Linked DNA regions of Mus musculus: region 1 is linked to region 2. Evidence: chromatin loops called from intact Hi-C (ENCODE). Cell type or tissue: left cerebral cortex. All regions are shown on one strand. Each heading gives the region's core, and the rest is flanking DNA. Links, peaks and the distances in the headings are about the cores only.

The links. A loop is a pair of places that touch in the nucleus more often than their neighbours do. Peaks named below come from ENCODE experiments on the same cell type or tissue, not always from the same donor. Only the 100,000 strongest peaks of a DNase experiment are listed, where the experiment ranks them.
Region 1: a loop joins it to region 2, with 4 times the contacts of the local background. A loop is called at or near these places in 3 of 42 quality-filtered maps.

Annotation. Positions count from the first base shown.
Region 1 is chr1:92,873,356-92,878,728 of GRCm38, reverse strand. Ankmy1 (ankyrin repeat and MYND domain containing 1) reads left to right here. Exons shown (of 18, transcript NM_001347091.1): 13 at 267-398; 14 at 1,605-1,718; 15 at 2,029-2,194. Among named protein-coding and RNA genes, the nearest start is that of Gm36184, 12 kb to the right of the region's middle. In left cerebral cortex, for the core only: no CTCF peak of the experiment used is centred there; a DNase peak (open chromatin) is centred at 2,805.
Region 2 is chr1:92,515,504-92,520,876 of GRCm38, reverse strand. Olfr1414 (olfactory receptor 1414) reads left to right here and starts at 2,362. Exons shown (of 2, transcript NM_147039.2): 1 at 2,362-2,561. In left cerebral cortex, for the core only: no CTCF peak of the experiment used is centred there; DNase peaks (open chromatin) are centred at 1,618 and 2,506.

The DNA of each region.
Region 1 (5,373 bases), core at 312-5,311, 360 kb before region 2:
ACAGGATGTGCTCCTGACCAGTGGTGTGTACATGGCCCAGAGCCACTCTTTCCCAGGCTAGAAAGTATGGCAGAAACAATACCCATCAGAGCAGCTACACCAGTATGTGCACCAAAATAGTGTCAGAACCAGGCTCTGGGTAGAACCGCACCTCCTCCCTAAGATGCTCACCCATGATCCTTCCTACCCATCACGTTCCCTGTGGGTGGGACCTATGGGTAGTACCCAGGACTAATGGTCGCTGAGGAATTTGTCTGTGTGTCCAGGTTGTGAAGGAGCTCCTGTCCCAGGGAGCTGACCCCAACTTGCCTCTGACCAAAGGCTTGGGCACTGCCCTGTGTGTTGTGTGTGACCTGGTCTATGAGCAACAGAGGAGCGTCGAGAACAAGATTGCCCTGGTGAGTGAGGGGAAGCGTGGGAGGATGCTGGGAAGAGATAGGGTGTGGAGAGTACCTGCTGGGTTCAGGGTGGGATAGGCTGGGTCATCCTAAGATCATGTCCGTGACCAAAGTAGCCTAGCGGACACAATATCCAGCACCTACCCTCCCCACCCCCACAGCGCTTGGGAAATGAGATAGCGTCAAGCTGTCGGCAGTGTCTGGACCTAGCAGGTCTGCATGCGCATTGCAGGTTACCTGAAACCCGGGTTTATGACCCATGTTAGTGAAATATGCTAAGAAAGCAGACAGTACATTTGTACCTTTCCACAGTGCCTGAACACATTTACTTAGGGTTGGTGGTTTTTTTTTGTTTCGTTTTTTTGTTTTTGTTTTTTTTTTTCCTGATGAGGCAAGGTCTTGTTCTGTAGCCCCACCAAGCTTCAAACGTATAATCTTTCGCCCCAGCCTCCTAAGTGCTGGAATTACAGCTGTCCACCACCACACCCAGCTGGAATTTATTGAACAAAAGCCGCGTCTAGTCCACAGGCCGCTGCTCACCACCCCCTCCTGATTTTACTTGGTAGTCAGCTTCAGCTGTCAGGATTGGACTCCGAGCCTCGCTGTGAACCCTGATAACCCTCAGGCTGCATCTCACACAATTAAGCGTTCAGGTTAAGTCATGGCTCTAGGGTTCCAGGAGGTCGCACTGGAGTGGCTGTGACACCTGGTGTGTGGGCATAGGGCACTGTTCAGTTGGGTAAGCTGGATTTAGCTTCTGAAGGTTGACTGCCACCCTACTCTGTGTGTGTGTGCCACCTTCTGTTTATCTACTCATCCCTCAGTGAGCAAACGGGTATCCCTATGTCTTAGCCATCGTGATTTTTGATGTTACCATGACCATGAATGGAATCAGAGATGGCTCTCCAGGGAATGGCATCTCAGGATGAGGCCAAGCCTGTCTACCCTATTTGCCTCTGACTTTTTCACACACATGGGGGATGGCCACCGTGTAGGCAGTAGGGAATCACAGCCCTTCTGGGCAACTGTATTCTCCTCCGGCTGCCTTTCAGCTGTCGAGTATGCCCACGGGAATTGGGAGTCACGCACCTTATGATGTGTTCATGTGTGGAGCTGCCCTGCACGGCCCCATGTTGAAGGTGGCTTCTGCCACCTCTGCCACCCCTCCAGTGGCCTTGTGTGCTTGACAGATTCTGTGTTCTTCAGATTGACCGGCTCATTAGCTACGGGGCGGATGTCCTGAACCCCGTGACTCTTGTGCAAGGCGATAGGACGGCTGTGGGCACGGCAGTCGACTATGGCTACTTCAAGTTCTTCCAGGTGCGGCTTTATCCCGAGCAGGACTCCTCTGAGACCCGGCTTCTCTTAGATAAAACTAGGAGCCCACAGTCAAGTCTGGTCTTCTAGGACAGAAGGCCTCATGATGGTGAACATGTGCTGTTGGGTACCTGTGAGCAGGCGTCCTTCTGTGTCCTCACAGTCACATTTCGGAGGACAGAGAGGCAGCCTGCTCACTCAGTCACTCTGTAGTGTGGGGTGGGGTGGCCGGAAGTCCTCAGCGACCACTGCATGTGGCTGGCTGGTGAATAGCAGCCCCAAGGACTCATTGTGACCCTGTACCCTGTCACAGGACCGGAAGATCGCCCACTGTCCCTTTCACGCTCTGATGCCAGCAGAGCGGGAGGTATTCATGGCCCGGAAAAGGCTGCTGGAGTACTTAGGCTTGCAATTGCGCCTTGCTGTCCTCAGCAAGGAAAGCCGGCTGGACACGAAGGCCCTGTACCTGAGCAAGAGAGGTGGGTGAGGCTCCTCAGGGTGCATCCTGTAGCTCCATTCTTACCCAACACCCCCATCTATCTGCTCAGCCACATCTGACCATCCCCACCCCCATGACAATGGCCCTGATGGTCTCACTTTCTCAGTCGCATCAAACCACAACCCTCCCTGTACCCACCAATTTCCCCACACGCGTCCACAGTCTGCCTCTCTATCACAGCAGTCGCCCACCTGCATTACATCCTTATTGCCCACAGATGCCCTCACTCATGCTGTGCCCAGCACACACCTACCCACCCACATGAAATGCCAACGTGGGAATCCCTGCCTGCACCCTGCATCCTACCTCCACATACCCCAAATGATACCCGTATATACCCCAATACCCACCACCAAAACATGTAGGGTTCACTTATCCACACCCACTCCTGCATATATACCAACCTCTACCTCCTCCTCATCGCTGTGAATTCAGCCACAATTATGCTCATCAGCTCTTTCCCCCACAGACTAACTCACTTCTATCCCACAGCCACATTGGCTTGCTGCATATATGCCTGTCTATCCAACTGCACACTCACACTCCAATATCCTGGACCCCGACACATGCCTATCCTCCCCAACACCCACACTCACATCCACCTACCCCTGGTCTCCACAAATAGTTCCCAGTTACATGCCCACACTTATACATAGCCATCTACACAGCTGTCCTTACACACCAGACTACCATCCTCTCTTAGGCACACTAGCACCCTCCTACACACACTACTTACATTCTCCCCTTAAACATATCAGCACTCCACATTCATGCCCCGGACTTACATAGTGCAAACACACACACACACACACACACACACACACACACACACACACACACACACAGAGAGAGAGAGAGAGAGAGAGCCACAAGCTATTCTGTACCTTTGTCTCTGCCCACACAAACTAACTTTCCCTGACACAAGCAGCTGTCCCATCTGGAAGTGGATGGAGAGTGTGGAGGCCGAGTTGTGGCTGCAGTGGCTGGAAGGCGATGCCTCTCTTCATATTTGGATCCCACTGTGGGACCCAGGTTAAGCCTCGGGAAAGGATATCACAGAGAATGCTGGGCCTCTGGTCCCCCCACAGCTCATAGGCAGGGGGCCCACCTGAGAAGACCTGGCCGTGCAAACTCTCCTTTTCATCACCGAGAGGGTCCTAGAGAGGGACCCTCCTCTTCCTCCTCCTCCTCCTTCTCTTCCTTCTCCACCTCCTCTTCCTCTTCTTCTTCCTTTTCCTCCTTCTCCTTCTTCTCTTCCTTCTCTTCATATTCCTCTTCCTCCTCCCCCTCTTACATGATAGATTTAGCTCTCATAGAATAACAGATCTAGCATCTGCCTTTGACATGGTAACCTGGTATCATCTGCAGACCCAAGACAACCAAAATTTCTCCCAAAACAAAATAAAGACGCAACACCCCACTCTTTAAGGTTTCTGCAAGTGATCCAAAGATCATGCAAGGCCCACAGGAGTGATTAATCAACAAAATCTGCTAAGCTCCATACAATCAGGCCATAGCACCGAAAGTTAAACCGGGGCTTGCCTCTCCTCCTGCTGTTGCTGAATCAGGAAGGCAGGACAACCATTTCCAGGCTGGCCCAGCCAAGAAAGCCCCAATATGAGGCCCTTCTTCCCAGAAAGCACGGAGGTCAGCAATCTTTATGCCGTCTCTGGCTGCCTCCTTCAAAATCCAAGCTCTAGGCTGAGTGCATTTCCACGTGGCCAGAAGACAGAGTCTTCTGTGGCATTAGCCTCTGTTGAGGATAGAAGCACAGCCCTAGTTTCAGTGCTGATAAGCATCCCGGGTCTCTGACCACCTGCTGGTAGGGCAGGATTTCACGCCAGGAGAGGCAAGCCGAGAAGACCGCCTACTCTGGCCTGGGTACTCAGCTCCTAAGGTAGAGAAGTGTGCCATTGTCTCCATCACCAACTCTAGGACCACAGCTCATAACTACTCGGAAGAAGAGAGCCCTAAATCTCTCCCAGGGACATAATGTCTTTGTAAGCAGAGTGTGGCCAGACGGTGCCCTCTGAGCCAGCAGGGGTTCTGAGGACTATCGTGAGAGGAGTGGGACCCTGCTGGAGGGACAAGCTAGACAACTGTGGCTAGCTTCTAGAGAGCATGGGAAAGTGGCTGGAAAGAGAGAGTGAACCTGCATCACTGACATGGGGCTGTCTGTGCAGCCAGCCCTGACTTGAGGACCATGCCAGTCTTTGAGCAAGTTCTGTCAGGATGGTGCACTGTTGGAAACCAGCCAGCAATTCAAAGAACTAACCATCCAGGCATGGCCAAGGGAGAGCCCTGCACAGGCCACCCTCATCCTGTGGTGACTGACCTCAGGCTGCACCTCTAAGGGCACAGTACCAGCAGCAGGGGAAAGTAGAGCAGTTACATTCCTCGTTGCTGTGACCCAAAGCCTGACAAAAGCCACCTAAGGGAAGAAGGGATTAATTTGATCAATAGTTTAAAAAGGGGATTGCGGTGCATCGTGGCAGGAAGGCATGGCGGCCGGAGTGGGGGCAGCTGGTCACATCTCGTCGGCAGTCAGGATGCAGAGGTGAATGTCGCTTTCTCCTCTTTATTCATTCACGGACTTCAGCCCAGGGCATGGTGCTGCCCACATCAGAGCAAGTACTGGTCTTCCTGTGCCAGCTAAGCCTCTCTGTCTCTCTGGTGGTTCTAAATCCTGCTGCTTGCCTATCAAGATTAACAATCATGAGTCTGCTTGTGTCAGTCTCGTGACAATCATGTGTCAACCTGACCCCTGGACACATCACCTTTTACTTTAGTTTTATTACTTTTAAAATTACATTTAGGTGTGTGTGTGTGTGTGTGTGTGTGTGTGTGTGTGTGTATGTTAAAGGATGAATGTGGGCTTTGCCACATATGTGGGGGTCAAGACAATTTGCAAGAACCCAGAATCTGTTCTCTGCTTTTACCATGTGGGTACCAGAGACTGAGCGCAGGTCGTCAGGCTTGGTGGAGAGTGCTTTACCTGTTGAGCCATGTCGCTGGTCCATGAATCACTTCTAAACCATAGCATCCTACTCGTCCCTAGAGCCTCGTTCTCATCTCATAATGCATGGGGTTAGCAGTCCCATTCTAAAGGGCAGACAGAAGACAGCGTGGAGATTTGAGTGATATGGCCCCCATAGGCTC
Region 2 (5,373 bases), core at 75-5,074:
TGTGGGCGGTACTGAGAGCATGGGGTGGAGTCCTTCCAACAGGCTGTTTCAGGTGGGCCTAAGTTCTTCCTCTAGGACTGTCTTGGTTGGTTAGTTGGTTGGTTTGAGAGTGTCAGAAAGCTGAGCCTGGCTCCCCACACACTTGCACACTCTTCCCACGTGCCTGCTCTTAACCTCACGTGCACTTTTGCTGAGGGATACACTTGCCCTCTCCTGACACGGATGGGGCCCTTGATCTTTATAACTTCTCCGACTGCTGTGATATTCCCCTAAGCAATCTCTTTTCCTTATACATTACGCAGCTCCAGGTGGCTTGTTGCAGCAATGGGCTAAGACACGGTTTGTCGGCATCGCTGGAAGTCTGACAGATGCTACTTTCCATCAAACAGTGGTAAATGCAGACTCACCGCTGCCCAAGGCACTGAGGATAAATGACGGATGAGCAGCCAACCCTGAAGAAGACATTGAAAGCGCCCCCTCCACAACTCAGGGAGCATTGTTGAAGAAAGGACAGAAAGAATGCAAAAGCTGGAAGATAAGGACAAGGACAGTGAGTGATGAGCCGTTCTGGGCAAGACTGAGCCCTCTGAATCATGAACTCAGGGAGGTGTGGATACCTGTGCTGGATCTGCATGATAATGGGTTTGTCAACAGACAGCAGTGGGCAGAGGAGGGGCCCAGGGGGCTCTGCCCATCACTGGTGAACTATTCGCTCCTTATGGATTCAGAGAGAGAGAGTCAGTGGCTTCAGCTGTTAACACACTGGTGACCCCACCCAGTTCCATTGAATAGGTGTAATCCAGCGCTTACACAGATGGTCTGTGTTAAACCAGATGGGTCAGAAAAATAAAACTTAAAGTCATGCATGTGGGGAAGGGATCTGAGGAGGAGGAGGTGAGCTGATGGGCTGGGGGAAAGAGAAGAAAGAATGGGGGCAGGGAGTAATCAGAAATATATATATATATATATATATATATATACTGTGAGATTGTCATTAAACCAAATTAATTAATAAAAATAATTTCTCTTGTAACGTAATAGACCATCTAACAGAGGCAAACAGTGCAGGCAGCCATGAACACAGCAAAAGTCTTTCCACTATGGGCAAAAAGCACCTTCCTGCCAGGTGGCCACACAAACCTCTCACTCTTCCCAGGCAATGCCAAGAGCTTGGCCTCCTTGATTCTATACCTATGACTGTATGAAGGATGAAGGACTTGTTATAGCCATGATTATTTTATAGGTTTGGTTTGGTCTATGTTGCCCAGGAACTGGGAAAGGACCATCCACGCCTGAGTTCACAGGCTCTGGCAGGGACTGATGAAAAGTGCTTTGGCTTTTTCTGGGAACCTAAGAAGATGCCCAAATGGGCAATGAGCATGTGGGGACATAAGACCCACCTACGCCATCCTGTGTCCAGACAGCTCACTTGTGGGTTCAGCTGGCTCAGCAAATAACACACTGTAGGACATGGGACTATTTCCAGCTTTGAGAGATTGTGAAAGGAACAGCCATATAGATGGAGGTATCTGGAGTTGTACATGAATATATGTCTAGTTTTACAACTCAATAAGAAACTGCTAGACGTCCTTTACAGAGCAGCTGGACTGTCTTGCTCACACTGGCAGTGTAGGAGAGTCTGCACCCACCACCATCCGGAGCTGTCTGGTGTTCTATTTTAGCCTCTCTGAGAAGCTGGAAGGCCTGCTTGGTTGTGTTTGATTTGTGACACCTACTGGCTGATGGGCGATTATGACTTTGTGGAAAGGTTGGTTGGGTTATCAGCTCGCTTCGAAACTGGACCGAGCCTTGTTCTCTCTGATGGCCTTGCTGAAGATATAGGTAGCTTGAGCCTACCTATACTCTGGGACTCACTCTCCTGCCTGGGATCAGTGGCTTCTATCACTCTGCCCACCTGGCAAGTCTGTTTGTCTTAGACATAAGCCGTGATATTTGTTCTGGTCCATCACAAGAAAGATGTCTCTGTCTACATCAAAAGTTCAACTTTGCCTTTTCACTCATGAGTGATGACAGTCATAAACTGCAGGCCTGAGTAGGGCCTTACCTCAACCTCATCTTCTGGACTAGACCTCGTCATCACTCTCCACAGAGACATGTCCCTCCCTGCCTTGAAGAGCAAAGGTGGCTCCAGTCAGGACAGGGCCATGTAGCCAGAGTGAGGGAATGGAGAGAAGCTCTGCCCAGGGCCTGAAGGCTTGGACAGGGTGCTGGGGACAAGGAGCAGAGACACCAAAAGGCCTGAGTTCCTTGCTAGCCCATGCCATCCAGCACAGGAGACCAGGGCTAATTGGCGGTGTGGGGCAGACACACTGTACTGTGGGGTAATTGGGCCCTGGAGTCCCACGTCCTCGCACATGGGGAAGGAAGCTTCCCTTTTCTCTCAGTGCCTCCTTTAAACCAGCTGTGGCTCAAGTGGGCCAGCTGCTCTGAGGGATTAGCCAGGCTGCAGCAGAAGCCAGGTGTCTGGGGGTGACAGTGGACAGAGAGAAGTGGTTTCAGAAGACTGAGGACAGACACACAGACACCGGCAGATCTCCAAGGTAGGGAATCACTGATCTTGGCACTGATTGTACCATAGAAATTTCCATGCTCTCAGCATCCTGTCTCCTGTTGCTATTTGCATGCATTTTCCAGCCTCCTCACACCCACTGCTTCTAACATTCTCTCCAATACTTACTATTCCCACTCTTCATTTTGTGCCCAACTCCGTGCACATGCCCCTCAGGAAATGTCCCCTTGACCCTGACTTCAGAAAAGTGGATGAATGAACCTCAAGAGGGCTGACATCTGCCTTGCTCCACTTGTTCCTCACAGGAAGCTGGCCTGTTCCCCTGAATACACACACACACACACACACACACACACACACACACACACACACCACACCCAGCCTGCAGTCAGCTGGAGGGATTCAGGCAGGGGCCCCAGAAAACCCATCCTTGCAGTATCCAGTGCTAATAAACCAACCCTGTGCAGTGCCAGGGCAGGCAGGACTGTGAGCCAACTACCATTTCCAGAACCCACCTTCACCATAGCCATAGGGTGTTGATGGATCAGAACCAAGCCTCTGGGAGGACTGCCCCTGTCTGTGGTCCACCTGATCACTCTCCCCTTTGTTGCCCTGCTTTTTCTTGCTCCCTCTCTCGCCCATTTAAACTTCTATTGCCCCATTTTGGTGAATCCAGAAAGAACCACAATTCTTTCTTGTGATTTGGAAATCTGAAGGCCACAAGCACGGGACTCAAAGGAATGCAGAGAACAGCTTCCCTCTAACATTTCCCATCAGAGTGAGACTGCCCTCTTTCCTAATGTCCTCCTGGACTCCTGCCTAGACTCCTTGGGTAGCTAGGCACGCCCCTGACTGTAAGGAAGACCCAGGACAGTTCTACCTCCAATCCACCCCAGGCTCTGATCCTAGCAAAATCCAACCATCCTTCCCAGTCAAGCTCTAGAGAGAACCACTAGCAGCTCCAGAGTTGGCCTGGATCTAGGCAGGGCTGGAGACTCTGGGGACAGGTGTGACAGAGGATAACCATTTTTCCAGGGCCCCTCACTTCCCAGGCCCTACCATGGTTGTGGTCTCACCTGCCTGCTCCTGCCCACTGCCACTCAGACTGCAGAGTGGCTTGTCGTGGGAGCCTCCACACTTGCCAAAAGTCTTGACAGGCAATGGAGGAACAGGACTTATGCCCTGTGCCCCTTTGCAGTGCTATTGTGAGCCTCATTGAGGCCTCCATGCCCAAGGTGACAGAGAAGTAAAGGGCGAGCTGAACTGAGAAGTGGCAGGTAGTCTCCAGATTTCCAGTTGTCTTTTCCTGAAAGGACTCTGTTCTGTGCGCAAATGTGTTCCCATCCCACTTTCCCATTCTGTTTGCTCCTGGTCACTAGCCAGACAGCCCCAACCTAGTCCTGTGCCCCTGAACTCCCAGCAGGGAGACCCTGCTTGGCCTGGCTGGAACCTCACATCTCTAAATCTCTAACTGTCCCTTCCTTCCCCAGGGGCACGGCCCTGAAGTATTTCCAGTCTTCCCCTTGGCCCATCAAATTCACATCTGCTGCTAATGATTCATTGACCAGGGTCATCCTCGACTCTCGGGGTCTGGATCAAGAAAATGTGTCAGGCACTGTCCTTAGCCTAAGTCCCATCTCGTCCTCCTAGAGGGATCAGAAGCTCCATATATGCACCCTTCCTCTGCTGGACCTCAGTGCACTGATCATTTCCAGTGTGGATCAGCCCAGCCATCAGCCATCAGAGTGACACTGATCTATTGGCCTCATGTGTCCTTCAAATTCTTTTCTCCTCTAGTCCACACAATCCCTTCAACTGGACTAGCCCTGACCAACTCCACATCCTTCAGCTATGCAGTAGGTAGTCTCTGCCTTCTTCTTCCCAGGGAGCCATGTGGCAGGTCCTTGCCTCTTCGAAACTTTTCCCAAGTGTCACTTCTTGCTGCTGTCCCCACCCAGCTGTGCCCGGTCCCACCGACCAACGCCCTCCAGCTCAGCATCAGCTCCCAGGCTAGGAGCTGTGCATCTTGACCTACTTTCTACTTTACTAAAATTCATAGTCTATGAAGGTGGTGAGGCGGAGACAGTGTATTCTCCTGGTTGATCCAGTTGCTTGGAATGACTGCTCTATAATGGGCACTCCGTGAAACTGGATGGACCATTAAGTGGAGACAGGCACCATTCCAGTTTTGCCATCTGACCTCTGCCTTCTGGGGAGTCCTGCGTATAACTGTTCACTCCTGGCATTTTTCATGGTGTCCATGGGCACCAAAACCCAGCATGACCCTGATTTCTAGGTCCTCGACCACAAGTGCACTTCCCAGTACCCAAAGCCCCAAGAAGCTAAAAGCCATCTTTATGGTCACCAGAACAGTCTTCGTTTCCATCTGAGAAGGTCCTAGTCAGCAGGGACATTCAGAAAGACCACTTTTTTTTTTTTTTTTTTTTTTTGGATACAGGCTAGCCTCAGGCTCATCATAATCCTCCCTCCTCAGCCTCAAGAAGACAATTTTTAGCGTCTATTTAGAAATCCCTCAGTTATAAGAGTTGTGGTTTTTCTAAATGAAAAGTTCATGCCTTCTGAAAATTGGGACAATTTGTCTATGTCTTTATCCCCTTTGGAAGCAGGTACAACAGGAAGCATTGGTTTACTGTGGCCATCATGAAGAGCCCGCTCGGTGTACCTAACCGTGGCGGGGTGGAGGTCACTCTGAAGGCTGTGGGTTGCTTTGATCACATGAGGACCAACTTCCTTGAGATGATGGGTGTGTTTCGGTGATAGGTTTCGACAGCTCACTTTCTAGCCCTGACCTCGGAAGTGAACTGTGCTCCTGTGTGTGTGTG